2 separate regions of the Mus musculus genome follow, and region 1 is linked to region 2. The links are chromatin loops, found by intact Hi-C in ENCODE. Cell type or tissue: left cerebral cortex. All regions are shown on one strand. Links, peaks and the distances in the headings refer to the core of each region. The heading gives the core; the rest is flanking DNA. Region 1 holds the start of Ddx17 (DEAD box helicase 17). Region 2 holds the start of Pla2g6 (phospholipase A2, group VI).

Region 1 (6,877 bases), core at 936-5,935, 220 kb after region 2:
TGGTTGTGTGCCAGTATCCATCTATGTCCTTTTTTTCATGTTTATTTGGTTTCCAAAATTTGAACTCAAGTAGTTCAAACACTCTTACCCACCTGACTGGCTCCATCTAAATTACTATCTTTTTCTCCCTCTTCTTCTTCTTTAAAAAAAAAAAAAAAAGACTCCGTTCTCTGTGTAGCCCTAGCTGTCCTGGAACTCGGGAAATCTGCCTGCCTCTGCCTCCTGAGTGCTGGGATCTAAGGCATGTATGTACTGCCACCACCAACTGGCTACTATCTTTCTATATAAAAGTTTCTATTTGTCTTTTAGACAAAATCCTAAGCCTTTCAAAACCTTTATGCACCTTACGTAATACAGGATTAAACAGCACTTACGTGGAAAGTTAGCATGATGGAAGGCAAAGACAGGTTTTGGACAAACATCTCCCCCTCTCACTGTAATCTCTTTCTTACGCCGTAGCTCATCAACCTCATACTGTGTGAGAGAAGAATGAAGACAATAAGAATTCTCAATTTAGACTCTTTAGTATTGCAGTGATATAGGCTAATGCTTTTTGCATGAATCCAAGTTTGTGATGCACACGACTAAGAGGAGAAAACCCTCAAGAGTAATTCCTAGCCAGGCTAGGTGGTACTTTGTCACCCTGCACAGCAGCTAGAAGGATAACCTACCTCAAGTTCAAACCTAACCTGGGCTACAAAACAGGTTCCAGACCAGCCAGGGTTACCTATTGAGACAGAACTTGGGCCAAATTGCTCTATTATATCATTTTTTCTGGGTAAGTAATATTCTTTTTCTTTTCTTTTTTTTTTTTTTTTTTTTGGTTTTTCAAGACAGGGTTTCTCTGTGTAGCCCTGGCTGTCCTGGAATTCGCGCTTTGTAGACCAGGCTGGCCTCGAACTCAGAAATCCGCCTGCCTCTGCATCCTGAGTGCTGGGATTAAAGGCGTGCGCCACCACGCCCAGCGGTAAGTAATATTCTTGGGTAGAATACAGCACCAGGTGGTTTGGTTAAAAGCACACAAATACACAATATGAAGTCAGTTCTATAAGCGTAGGTGAATGGCAGTGTAAACTTTACATGCATGTGGTGCTAGGCTGGAGAGCAGAGCTGCTAAAAGAAAACCTGCGTCATGTGGCTGAGCACCTGTCTTCATGGACAAAGCTCAGGGTTTGACCAAGTGTGGCTGCCCAAAGACCCCTGCAGCCTGGAGCTAAAGTAGCAGGACAGCAAGTTCAAGACCAGCCTGGATCTACAGTGGACTATTCTACAAATACAATAATTCCATCCTACAAAAGACACAGAGGCAAGGCATGGTGATGCAATTCTTTAGTCCTAGTACTCAGGAGACAGATGCAGAGTGATCTCTGAGCTGGAGGCCAGCCTGGTCTACAAAGCGAGTTCCAGGACATCAAAGGAACACACAAGAGAAACCCTGTCTCAGAAAACAAACAAAGAAATACCCCCACAAAAAAACAAAACAAGCAAACCCACAACACATTAAAAAGATCTGCCATAATATAAAATCAAATATAAAACAATACTTGAAATATTACCCTATATTTAAACACTCCCCCCTCCCCCCTTTCTTACCGGAGTCAGTCTTGCTACTTCTGGATGCTCAACATAAAAATTCTTCTCAAATTTAGGGAGTTCACTCAAATCCCACTTCTTTTTTCGTAACCGCTCCCCAGGATTACCAAACTTCTTAGGGGGAAGCCCACTACCACCTCTTGCTCCAAACCTAGAGACACCAGAAAATGTAGATTTGTTAATATCCATCTCATGTGACAGGAAAGGAACAGCATTCCTCCCACCTCAGTTTCCCACCTATTTTAGCTCTCTGACAAAGTTAGTGATACCGACTTTATACTAAGTATAGTTTTAATTGGCACTAGAGATTCTGGATACAATAAAAACTAACGGTCTCTGCTCTTGCAGAGAAGTGGTACTCTTTTAAACTGCAAGACCAAGACTGTGGACATCGAAAAAAATGTACTTCAAGCAAGTCCTTCAAATTTACAACAGCTTCTTAGCCAATTTCCCCACTTATGCTGGGGGCAAAAACTTCTCTGCTACTCTATAAAGCAAACTATTGGGACATCAGGGTCTAGTGTGTTTAGTTTACTCTAAAGAAAGAGCCAGAATAAAAGAGTTGTAATCCTTTCCTCTCCAGCCTTCTTTATGAAATCCTCCTGCCTCAGCCTCCTAAACACTGGGATTATAAATGTGAGTCACCACACCAGGGTCAAATAATACTATTTAGTTACAGGGAGAAAACAAAACAAAAACCCCATCAATGTAGGTTATGGGTATTTGTTTTGTTTTTTAAATAAGATTCAAAGCTAGACATGGTATTGAATAACGTGTAGTCCTAGCACGTGAAAGCTGTGGGCAAGGTCAGAGTTCAAGGGCAGTCTGGTCTATGAGACTTGTGTCAAAACAAACCCCCCTCAGATTTAAATAAGCCTTGTCTTTTAGATACAACAAACAGGTAAGCTAAACAATATAGATATGGCCACTTGCCAAACCTAAGATACAAGAAATTAGAAACTACAATCCTAATATACCCTCTTTGTCTTAATCTATGAGAGTACAGGGCTGTAAAAAAAAAAAAAATCTCATTTCCTTTTTTCTTTTGTTTTTCGAGACAGGGTTTCTTTTATATAGCCTTGGCTGTGCTGGAGGCCTCTCTTTCTGTTTCCAGAGTGCTGGGATTAAAGGCATGAGCCACCATGCTCTGCAAGATCTCATTTCCTTATTTCCTGTAAACCACTAGAAAATTGGAGAAATTTCAAGTTATTTTAAAGAATTTCATTTCAAGACCTGCCAATATTGGGAGAGGTAGCAGGAACCCCACAAGGTAATCCCCTCTTCTGTTAGAACCTGGTGTGGTGGCCTACACCCGTGTTTCTGAACTTGGGGACACTGAGGACACATTCCAGGACAACCGTTAGACTAAGCTTCATGGCCCTGAGACAAACCCACCCTGCAGTGATCATGGCCAGAAATTTTACTGGAATTCTTTGGGTATCTACATTCAGTAGGCAGAATTTGGGTGACTTATTAATACCACTGCTAAACCAGCACAACTAGAAAGAAAAACATTCAACTGAGTAGACCCACCAAGACCTTTAAAAGGCCTCTGGCTTTTCAGTGCAATACTACAGTGAGCCAGGCCTTCTCATTTGACTACTTTACTCCACTTGCAAATGAAGCAACTGATACAAGTCTAAAACACTTCTAGAAATAACCAGTTTTCTTTTGTTTTCAATCTGTAATAATGGCCAAAACCCAATCTTTAGGAGATTTTAAGGCTAAGTCTAATAAGGATAATAATGTGGCTCCTATGTGTTATTTCCACTGGGCTTGCTTATAATCCCAAACTGCTTGGATCTTGAATAATGACCTAGGACAGAATAAAGCTTCTACAATTACGATTCCTTTACAAGGCTTATTCTGATTTTTTTTTCTTTCTACCACTGCCCTCACTTTGAACTCTGCTAACTGTTCTCTTGTTCTGATCTGTGTAGCCCAGGCTAGCTTTGAACTCCAAGCCTGACTCAGTCTCTAGTGCAGGGTGTGCCACCTCAAGGAGTTCTCTTGATTTCAACAGGCTTTGTTAGTTTCAAAAAAAAAAAAAAAAAGTCACCCGCAATTTGGATCTTTTGGAAAGCAACTCCAGCACTTCCCATTCCAATCTGATTCCACTTAACCAAAAATATAACAGAAAGGGAGTAAAACCTAGTTTAAAACCAAAAAAAGGCCTTTTCGACTCCAGTCCCTCTCTAACAGGGATGGCTAACATAGCGGAAAAGAAACGATCTCAAGCAGCTTTTCCTAGATTAAAACTTGAGCATCCGGATCCTCCCCCAGACAGACACTGCGGCCGGCCTGCAGGGATCAAATGATCAGCGAGCGGGCCAAGAGAGGCGACAAGGCTGGCCTGCCACTTCCGAGCCAGGATCGCGGTCCGCAGAGACGTCCGCCCAAGCCTGAGGCCTGCGCGCCGCCGCCATTGTACGGCGCGAGCCTCAGGGCTCTGCGGGCCACCCCGCCCCCCGCCCGCACCTCCCCCTTACCCTCCACGGTCCCTGTCACGATCCCGATCCCCAAAGCCGCCTCCACGCATGGTCCCAAACGGATAAAGATCTGGGAGCGGGGCACGGATGACCGAGCTCGGGAGGGCCTGCGGCTCGGGTCTAGTGATGACCGATGGCGGCGGCGGCGCCTCCGCTGTTGGGGCGGCGGCAGGCGCGGCGCTGTCTCGCTCCGACGCGCTGTCTCCCGTCGCAGACGCCACCGTCGCCGCCTCTCTCGTCGGAGACGGGAGCACAACTCAGAGAATCGGGGTTGTTAGGACAGTCGGGAGGTCTGGTCCCGCTCAAACCGGGCGGTGCCACGGTTGAGGCGTCTCCCTTCCTTCCCAGCAACTGCACAAAATGGCGGCGGCCGCGGAGACCGCTCCAACTTAACGCTACGCACGGCCCAGACGCTACGTAAACAGCGTCTGGAGGGCTCCGCGCGACGCCACGGACATTCTCGGAACCGCTTTACGTCGGTGACGGAGATGGGGGCCCTGGTCGGCCCACCTTAAACAAGGCAATGTGCGCAACCGGCGTAGGGTTCTCGCACCGCCAGCTCTAGAACGTTGGCTGGGGGTGGGGCGAGCCGTCGGCACGACGTCACAGTGTTGGCGTCGTTGGCCCGCCCACTATTGCGGGTCAGCGCAGTCTTCGTAGCGCATTCTGTTTCGAGAATGGACTTTTCCCGGCATTCCGAGCTCAACCCGGCGCTTGAGGCCGGCCTTGTGCAGACATAATGGTAGCACTCCACGTAGCCTTAGTCAGACTTCCGGGTCTCTGGGCAGTAGAACCCAGAGAGTCTTGAGGCCGCTTTCTTGGTTCCAACGTCCCAACGCCGTGTGCCCCAAGCTGGCCACACAGCCCGGCGCCATTTCTTTCCCGTCGCTTTTCGCCGCGCTGGCGCCGCAGCCATGTTGGATGCGTCGTGTCGCTCTCTTTCAGCGGCCAACAGCCTGGCTGGGCCAAAAGACACCCTGTGTTTCCCGCGTTTCTTACTGAGGTGCTATTTTCCGAACAAAGGGTTGGCACCTTTTCCTCTGGCCGTAGTTGACGCAGAGGCCACACCTTCCCAGAGTCCTTTCTGAGGTGGGCGCCTTGGACCTTAGCCACCATGAAAATGGGTGCCTTACCCGGGTGCCCCACTGCAGAAGCGGTGGGTTTGACAGGCTAGGATTTGCAAACCCTATCCGGGGAGGGCAGGCTGGGCTAGGCCGCCGGTGCCACCCAACTCCTAGATTGCTTTCTTTGGCTCGCCATCCCTGCGCACTGCCAAGCCACACAAACTTGGACATAGTTGCTTTACTAAATTGTGGAACTGCTGGGTTCCTTGAGACCTCTAGGCTCATTTCTACCGCCGCGGAGAATGGAGGCCGGCAGACTGGAGGCTTAGTCTTGTCTCATGTCCTGAGTGTTGCTTAGGTTAGGAAAGCCAGGAGAGTAAAGAGGCGTCTTGAGAAACGGTTCATTTGTCACTTCGGCCATGGAGAGCCAGGCATTGTGCTAGTTGCTGGGACACTGGGGATCCAACACGTTCCTTGGCACAGAGCTTTATTCTCTAGAGACGGAGAGGAGACAGATGACAAATGTGTATGTTAGACTTTTGCTGACTTGGAAAAGAAAATGGTGTTGAGGCTGTGGAACAGTGCTTGCTGACCGTGACTGAAGCCCTGGATTCAACACCCAGCACCTCCAAGAACAACAGCAAAAAAACACTAAAGGGAAGGCCATACTTTAATTCCAGCACTCGTGGGTGAATCTCTTGAGTTAAACGCCAGCTTGGTCTACCAAGTGAGTTCCAGAATAGCCAGGGTGACACAAAGAAACCCTCTCTCAAAAACCAACCAACAAACACCAAAGAAACAAAAACAAGAAAGGGGCTAGAGACAAGTTGAGGAAACGGGATGACATCGGGTGCTCTCAGAAGGCATCCCCCATCTATCAAATGACATTTGAGCTGAGGTCTCAACTAAGGTCCTTGCTGCCAAGGGGGAAGATCAATTATGCAAAGCCTGAGTCCAAGAAGATGGAAGCTACTTAAAGAGCTTGGTTTCCTTGAAGGTGAAAATGTCTGGTTTAAAGTAGCGGCATAAAGAAGGACCCCTTTGACTGCAGTGCAGAGAATCAACTGAGAGGCAGCTAAGGCAGGAACAGTTAATCTAGTGAAGGCCCAGTGTACTGTCTCTTTTCTTTAGTCTCTCTGAGTTCTAGGCCAGTCTGGTCTACATAGTAAGACAGACAGAGCTACAGTGTGAGACCCTTTGGACGTGGCTGGGTACTGAAGTCCAGGCAGGAAATGGTGGGACTTGGTGCAGGTTATTACTGCTGAGAGAAATGGTTCAGTTGTGTGGCTGGAGCCAGTGATTTGCTGGTGGTTGGAGAACCAAAGGTTAAGAGTGGTTCCTGGTGTTCCCTAGGAGACAATGGATAATGTATGGAGGTGTTAACAGTCTATACCCTAAGAAGACAAGTTAGGCACTGTGATGGTTTGTACATGCTTGGCACAGGGAATGGCACTATTAGGAAGTATGGCCCTGTTGGAGTATGTGTGTCACTGTGTTTGGGCGTGGGCTTAAGACTCTCACCCTAGCTGCCTGGAAGTCAGTATTCTCCTAGCGGCCTTCAGATGAGATGTAGAACTCTCAGCCCACCCTGCACCATGCTGCCTGGATGCTGCCATGCTCTGCCTTGATGATAATGGACTGAACCTCTGAACCTGTAAGCCAGCTCAATTAAATGTTGTCCTTATAAGAGTTTCCTTGGTCATGGAATCTGTTCACAACAGTAAAACCCTA
Region 2 (6,877 bases), core at 1,313-6,312:
GTCTCTCAAGAACCAGTTTGGAGGCCACTTCCTCCAGAAAGCTCTTTTCTCCCCTCAGCCTTTCCCCTTGGCAACCCTACTCCATGGGGTCCCTCACAAAGGACCGTGGCACTGCTTTGATTCCTTAGGGTGCATGGCACCCACTTCCAGCAGCTGTTTGATGTAAGTGAACAAATCAATGGACATCTGTGAGCCACCAGCCTGCGTCCCTAAGGCAGTGGGACAGGGATCCCATGCCCCCGCACATCTGGCTCTCACACCACAAAGCAAGGCGGGTGAACCCAGCCTCTGGCTTTCCTCCAAGGACCACCTGCTCCCCCACCAGGAGACCCTTCCTCCAGCACTGCTGCTCTTGGGACTGGTTGGTTCCTCTGGGAAAATCAGTTTTACTGCCCAGCATGGTTCCAACATCGGTTCTCAGTGTTTCAGCCTTTTTAGAGATGAAACTGCCTCCACCTGACACAGACAAGCATGGAGGGAGGAGAACCAGGCCAGAACACCTGAGCCTTCTTGTCTCAGGTAATGGCTGTAGGGGCTTTCAGGAGCACACCCAAACACACAGGACTGCCCGCCAATTCCCACAGCACGTCTCATGATTAGATTACTGGGGTCACCCTCCTGAGCAGCTGACACCTATCCCTGTCCACCCCACCCCACCTCCATGGCTCCAGGCTGAGGACCTGAGGTCCAATCCAAGTACCAGGCCCCTGCTGTCACTTGACTTCCTGCCACTTTTGTATCTGTTCACGCTGCCCAGGAGAGCACACCCTCTACACAGGCCACACTTATTCATGTGTACACACACATACACACACACACACACACACACACACACACACACACACACACACACACGTAAACTCAGTGCTCAGGAGGCAATTCCTTCCAGGATATTCTTAGTTATATCATTCTATTGGATGCCTTGGAAATCCCTCTTAAGCATGCCACCATAATTACATTTAACAAGACAAGCAACCCCTAGGGAGGGGAAATGCTGTAAGCCAACAGAAGGAGCCCTTAGACAACATGACAGTCTCATGGCAGTCTCATGGCTGGTGTCACACTGTAGGGCACAGGTCCCCTGACTTCCTACAGGGTGCAGGAGGAAAGGCATCTGCCCCATGAGCAATTGGATTCAGCAACACGCCACACTGAACAGTGTCTGCCATGGTCCCTTGGGCATAGCTGCCTGGGGCGGGTCACTGCCACTGCCCTCAAAGCTGGAGAGATTCCAGGAAGTTAAGAGCACTTGATACTCCTGAAGAGGACTCGGGCTCAGCTTCCAGTACCTACACGGCAACCCACACCTTCTTTAAAAAAAAAAAAGATTTATTTTTTATTTTATGTATGTGAGTACACTGTCACCGACTTCAGACGCACCAGAAGAGGACATCAAATTCCATTACAGATGGTTGTGAGCCACCATGTGGTTGCTGGGAATTGAACTCAGGACCTATGGAAGAGCAGTCAATGCTCTTAACTGCTGAGCCATCTCTCCAGCCCCCACAAGTCCTTTAATTCCAGATCCGAGTGAATTCAGCATGCATGGAGTGTACTTACATAGATCCGGGAAAAACATTCATATGTATAAAATAAAAATAATTTAAAAAAATAAATAAACTGGGGACTCTCTACAGTGAAAACCTAGCCCCAAAGGTATTAGCATGACCCTGGCAAAGGAGGTCACTGGCCTCCCTTCCCCAGGCTAAGCAGGAACAGCGGGCGGGCGCTAGCTACATCAATATTTGCTCAGTGGAAAGGGAGCAGAGAATAAAGGTAACAGAAATAAAAGCGCCTGGTTGTCAGGGTGATTAATAAACACTGAAAACATGAACAAAGGGGAATGCTCTCCCTTTGGTCCTCTCTCTCCCTATCCCCCAGCCCTTTCCATCCTGCCTATGAAACAACAGCAAAGCAGGGAGCTTGTACAGGGCCACACTGGTCACCAAGCCTTGTCTTCTACATCTTCTCATTCAAATACTGAGCCTCGTGGCAGTCACTAATGTGGGCAGAAAATTCAGTCCTATCTGGCACAGTGAGAAAACAGACAAGAACAGAGCATGGCCTCCAAGCTCCAGAACCACGTGAAGGCAGAGACCAGAACAAAACACTGCACTAGTCTAAGGGTGGAGCTTCAACGAGGCCAAACCAAACCTGCCCAATCCTGTCGGGCTGGCAAGAGGGCAGGTGGGGGAACTTTAGAGGAAGGATTGGTATTTGTTTGCGATCATGTGAACTGCCCATTAAAAATACAGGCAGAGATCCATAAACCCTTGTGCCCTCCCAGTCGCACTCACACCCAAATCCCTAGTCACAGTCACCTGGGTCACAGGCTCCTAGTCGCCAGCTTCCAGGTCATCGGAGGGAGCTGGAGGTGAACCCAGGATTGGAGGCTAGAGAACTGGGAAAAACACACGGGGGAGCAAATGGAAACCGGAGGCACAAGAGAAGATAAGCAGGGAGTTAGAAATGGGGGCTCAGGGGTTGGGCACAAAGGGACGGACGCAGGAAGCAGGTGGCGTGGGGGAAATCGGGCAATGAGGCAGAAAACCAGGAGCACTCAGAAGCGCAGAGAGAGGAGCTGGGGACAGTGGACAGTCCAGGGTGAAAGTCGGGCAATGAATTGGGAGAAGGGTTGATTTTGGAAGTTGGGAAACTGAGGGCGGCAACGGAGAAGAATGCGGTCACCGGATGGGAGTTGGGGACGCCAGGGGATGAAAGGACAGAAGCCGGGAGCACTCAAGGAGGCCAGATAGGAGTTAACGGAGGACATGCCTCAGAGTCGCAGACACGAGGCCGGTCCTAAGCAGGGTCCAGGTGACGACATTCAAGACAGGGGCACCAGGAGGTTTGGGAAAGGGCCGTCAGGCCCCGCCCCCGCCGCGCCGTCACTCACCTCGGCTTACTCAGCACTTCTCAGCCCTCCTACTTCCGCAAACTGACGCGCCCCGCCCACGTGACGACACTACGGCTCTCCACCAATCCACCGAGCCCATGCCGCAGGCAGGCTGTGGCCCCGACCCCAAGCGTGGACCTCGCACGCGGTCAGGCGCCGCCATCTTCTATAACTGCCCAATGGAAGCCGCTTCTGTTGCCAGGGGGCGGTCGGGCTTCTGACTGAAGCCAATTCTGCGTGGCTGATGGGGGCCATGCCTCGGGCGGGCGGAAGTTTCTCGTGAGGGCAGTTTGGCTGACGTGTTGATAAAGGGCAGGAGGCTGTTCCCGGCTCCCTTCGACCTCAAGGAATCCAGGGTGGCTCGGACTCTGAACTTTTCTGTTTCTGGCAACACATGAAGATAATAAGAAAGAAAATCAATAAAGCCACAGGATATAACCGGGAAGAGCCTGCTTTGATGTTGCCAGGTTCTCCCAAACCAAATTGCAAATAAAAATATGGAATTAACGGTTAGGTTGAAATAAGACAAAATAAAAAAAACTTTCAGGTGGGGAGGGAGGTAATACGCGCGCGCATATGTGTGGTGGGTGGTGGCCAACATAGGGTTTCTGTAGACCAAGCTGGCTATGAACTCAGATTGCCTGGTGTGTGCCACAAGCTTTTTTTTTTTTTTTTTTTTTTTTTTTTTTTTTTTGAGATAGGGTCTCCCACTGAATCTGGAGCTCCCCCACTGGGTTAGCCTAGCTGGCTATGGAACTCCAGGAGGCTTCTTGTTTCCTCTTTCCCAGCTTTGAAGTTTAAAACATTTACCTTTTTCCGTGGGTGCTGGGTATCGAACTCAGATCATTGTGACAACTTCACAAGCACTTTTCCTACTGAGGTATCTAACCAGCCCCCGAACAAGCCTAGTGGCAAGTGATAAAACTGTATTTGTTGCCTACCAACTCTACCTCAAGATGCCAGGCAATTCTGGGTGTGGTTATTGCACACGTACAATCTCAACATTTGGATGCTGGATCAGGAGTTCAAACCCAGCCACAACTAGTTCAGTTGAATCCCAACCTGGCACTCTGTCTCTCAATAAATAAATGAATGGATGTCTGGAGGAATCTTAGCACTTTTAGTAGGATTTTACTTGAATGACCTCTGTGAGGCTGAGAAGTAGCTGCGGTTGCGTCTGGGAATAGGTGATTGTCACTGAGAAGACTCAGACCTCATGCCTAACTATCATGGAATTCCAATAGATGGAATTAAAGTGAATAACGCGGGGGCTGGTGAGATGGTTCCTCGGTTAAGACCACTGGCTGTTCTTCCAGAGGTCCTGAGTTCAATTCCAGCAACCACATGGTAGCTCTCAACCATCTGTAATGGGATCTAGTGCCCTCTCCTGGCATGCAGGCATACATGCACACAGAGCACTCATACCATAAATAAATAAATAAATAGATAGATAGATAGATAGATAGGTAAATAGATAAATAAATAAATAAATAAATAAATAAATAAATAAATAGTGAATAAATACATGGTTGGTAATGCTGATTTTAAGGACTGCTGGAGAATAGCCAGGAGCCTGGGTTTGGTGACTCATTTACTTTGGACTAAGCTGCTCTCTTCCCCATCTCCAGTCTACCAGCTTCGGTTGAACCTTTACTTTCTTTTTTTTTTTTTTTTTTTTTTTTAAAGGAATTATTTATTTAATATACATGAGTACACTGTAGCTGACATAAGACACACCAGAAGAGGGCATCAAATCTCATTACAGATGGTTGTGAGCCACCATGTGGTTGCTGGGAATTGAACTCAGGACCTCTGGAAGCGGAGTCAGTGTCCTTAACCGCTGAGCCATCTCTCCAGCCCCGAACCTTTACTTTCTTAAATGAGCCTTGAGCTAGGGGCCTAGCGAGATCTCCCCAGGCTGTTCTCTGTCCTGATGCTCTTCTTAGTCTCTCCACAGACACAAATAGCCAGTTGCCAAGCAACCAGAGCAACCACCTTTCTAGGTTTAGTTAAGAACCTACCCAGGTTGCCAGGGGCGTTGGCATACACCTGTAAGCTTACCACTTGGGAAGGAAAAGAACGGTTTCACAAATTCAAAGCCAGCCTGGGCTACATAGCAAGACTTTTTCTGAAAAATACAAGTAAAAGATAAGTAAGAGGGGGGCATGTGGGGGTGGGGAAGGAATCAGGATGTAGAGTGGATACATTTTTTCTTTTTTTTTTTTTTTCTTTTTGGTTTTTCAAGACAGGGTTTCTCTGTGTAGCCCTGGCTATCCTGGAACTTACTCTGTAGACCAAGCTGGCCTTGAACTGCGCTGGGATTAAAGGCATGCGCCACCACCGCCTGGCTACAAGGGGACTTTTGAAGTTGGCCTAAATGTATTTTTCATTATGCTATGTTTAGGTATGGCCCCCAGAGACTCCTGTTTGAACAAGCCTATGGTGGACAGGGAGTGGAATGTGATGGTTTGCATATGCTCGTCCCAGGGAGTGGTCTTGTTAGAGGAAGTGTGTCACTGTGGGGATGGGCTTGGAGATCTTCCTCCTAGCTGCCTGCTGCTCAGTCTTCCTGGCTTCCTTTGGATGAAGATGTAGAACTCTCAGCTCCTCCTGCACCATGCCTGCCTGGATGCTGCTGTGCTCCTGCCTTGATGACAATGAACTGAACCTCTGAACCTATAACCAGTCCCAATTAAATGTTTTCATTTATAAGAGAAAAAAAAACAAATGCAGTAGTGAAAGGAGGTGTGCTTAAAGTCTTTGCTCGTGTTGCCCTAGCATAGCAGGGCAGTGGCTATGGGGCAGGCCCTGGAGACAGGGCCTCAGGAGCCACCTGCAACAACCTGAGAAATGGTCTTTTAGAGACCTGCATTGAAGCAAAACCAGTATTCTTGACTTTGCTACAGGAGAAAAAGGATTCAAAGTGAGCTATTGTGAAACAGAATCGGAGGCTGGGCAGTGGTGGCACACGCCTTTAATCCCAGCACTTGGGAGGCAGAGGCAGGTGGATTTCTGAGTTTGAGGCCAGCCTGGTTTACAGAGTGAGTTCCAGAAGAGCCCAGGCGACACAGAGAAATCATGTCTTGAAAAAAGAAAAAGAAAAAAAAAAAAAAAAAAAAAAAGAAACAGAATTGGGGTTTATTTGGAGGAAAATTTAGGGCAGTTCTGCATACATGTTGGGGAGAGAGAGCACACTTAATAACAGGATAGCAAAGCCAGGCATGGTGGCGCACGCCTTTAGGCCCAGCACTTGGGAGGAAGAGGCAAGTAGAACTCTGAGAGTTCAGGACTCCATAGTGAGACCTTGTGAAAGGAAAGGGAAACAGATAGAGGGGGGTACATAGTATACACACAAATACAGCTATAATTTCTCTCTCTCTTTTTAAGATTTACTTATTTTATATGACTACTCTGTCTCTGTCTTCAGACACACCAGAAGAGGGCATCAGATCCCATTACAGATGGTTGTGAGCCACCATGTGGCTGCTGGGGATTGAACTCGGGACCTCCAAAAGAGCAGTCAGTGGTCTTAACCGATGAGCCATCTCTCTCAGCCCTGGTAGTAATTTCTTAAGTGAGAGCTGCTCCCAAGTGTCCTAGCACCTATAGCGTTTTTTCTGTGTGTGATCATGTGTGCCTGCACAGGAGTGCTAGTGAACAACTGTAGATTCCAGAAGACAGCCTTGGCTGTCAGTCCCCCATTTCCACCTTTAAAGATTGCTCTCAGGACTGTAAAGACAGCTCATTGAGGCAGTTATGGGCTCCTGCTATACACTTCCAGAGGACCACGCCACACCAGCCTCCTCACAACCGCCTGCAACTGCAGCTCAGGGGAGTCCTGCTTCTTTTCCTCTGTAAGCCCCTGCCCTCATATCTATACACAGTACCTAGTAAAAAGAACATAAATAAATCCTTTTTTAACTTCTCTCAGGGGATAATGAGATGGCTCTGTGGTTAAGAGCACTGTCTGTTCTTCCAGAG

Evidence for each region. Peaks named below come from ENCODE experiments on the same cell type or tissue, not always from the same donor. Only the 100,000 strongest peaks of a DNase experiment are listed, where the experiment ranks them.
Region 1: it touches region 2 in a loop (2.1-fold over the local background); 1 of 42 quality-filtered maps calls a loop at or near these places.

The regions. Positions count from the first base shown.
Region 1 is chr15:79,542,113-79,548,989 of GRCm38, forward strand. Ddx17 (DEAD box helicase 17) reads right to left here and starts at 4,629. Exons shown (of 13, transcript NM_001040187.1): 1 at 4,083-4,629; 2 at 1,594-1,744; 3 at 375-474. The coding sequence starts at 4,132. In left cerebral cortex, for the core only: no CTCF peak of the experiment used is centred there; DNase peaks (open chromatin) are centred at 4,010 and 4,625; H3K4me3 peaks cover 3,730 bases; H3K27ac peaks cover 1,882 bases.
Region 2 is chr15:79,325,314-79,332,190 of GRCm38, forward strand. It overlaps Pla2g6 (phospholipase A2, group VI), which reads right to left and starts at 3,058. Exons shown (of 17, transcript NM_001199023.1): 1 at 2,322-3,058. In left cerebral cortex, for the core only: CTCF peaks have their summits at 3,043 and 4,291 (motif pointing left); DNase peaks (open chromatin) are centred at 2,175, 3,018 and 4,896; H3K4me3 peaks cover 1,573 bases; H3K27ac peaks cover 1,843 bases.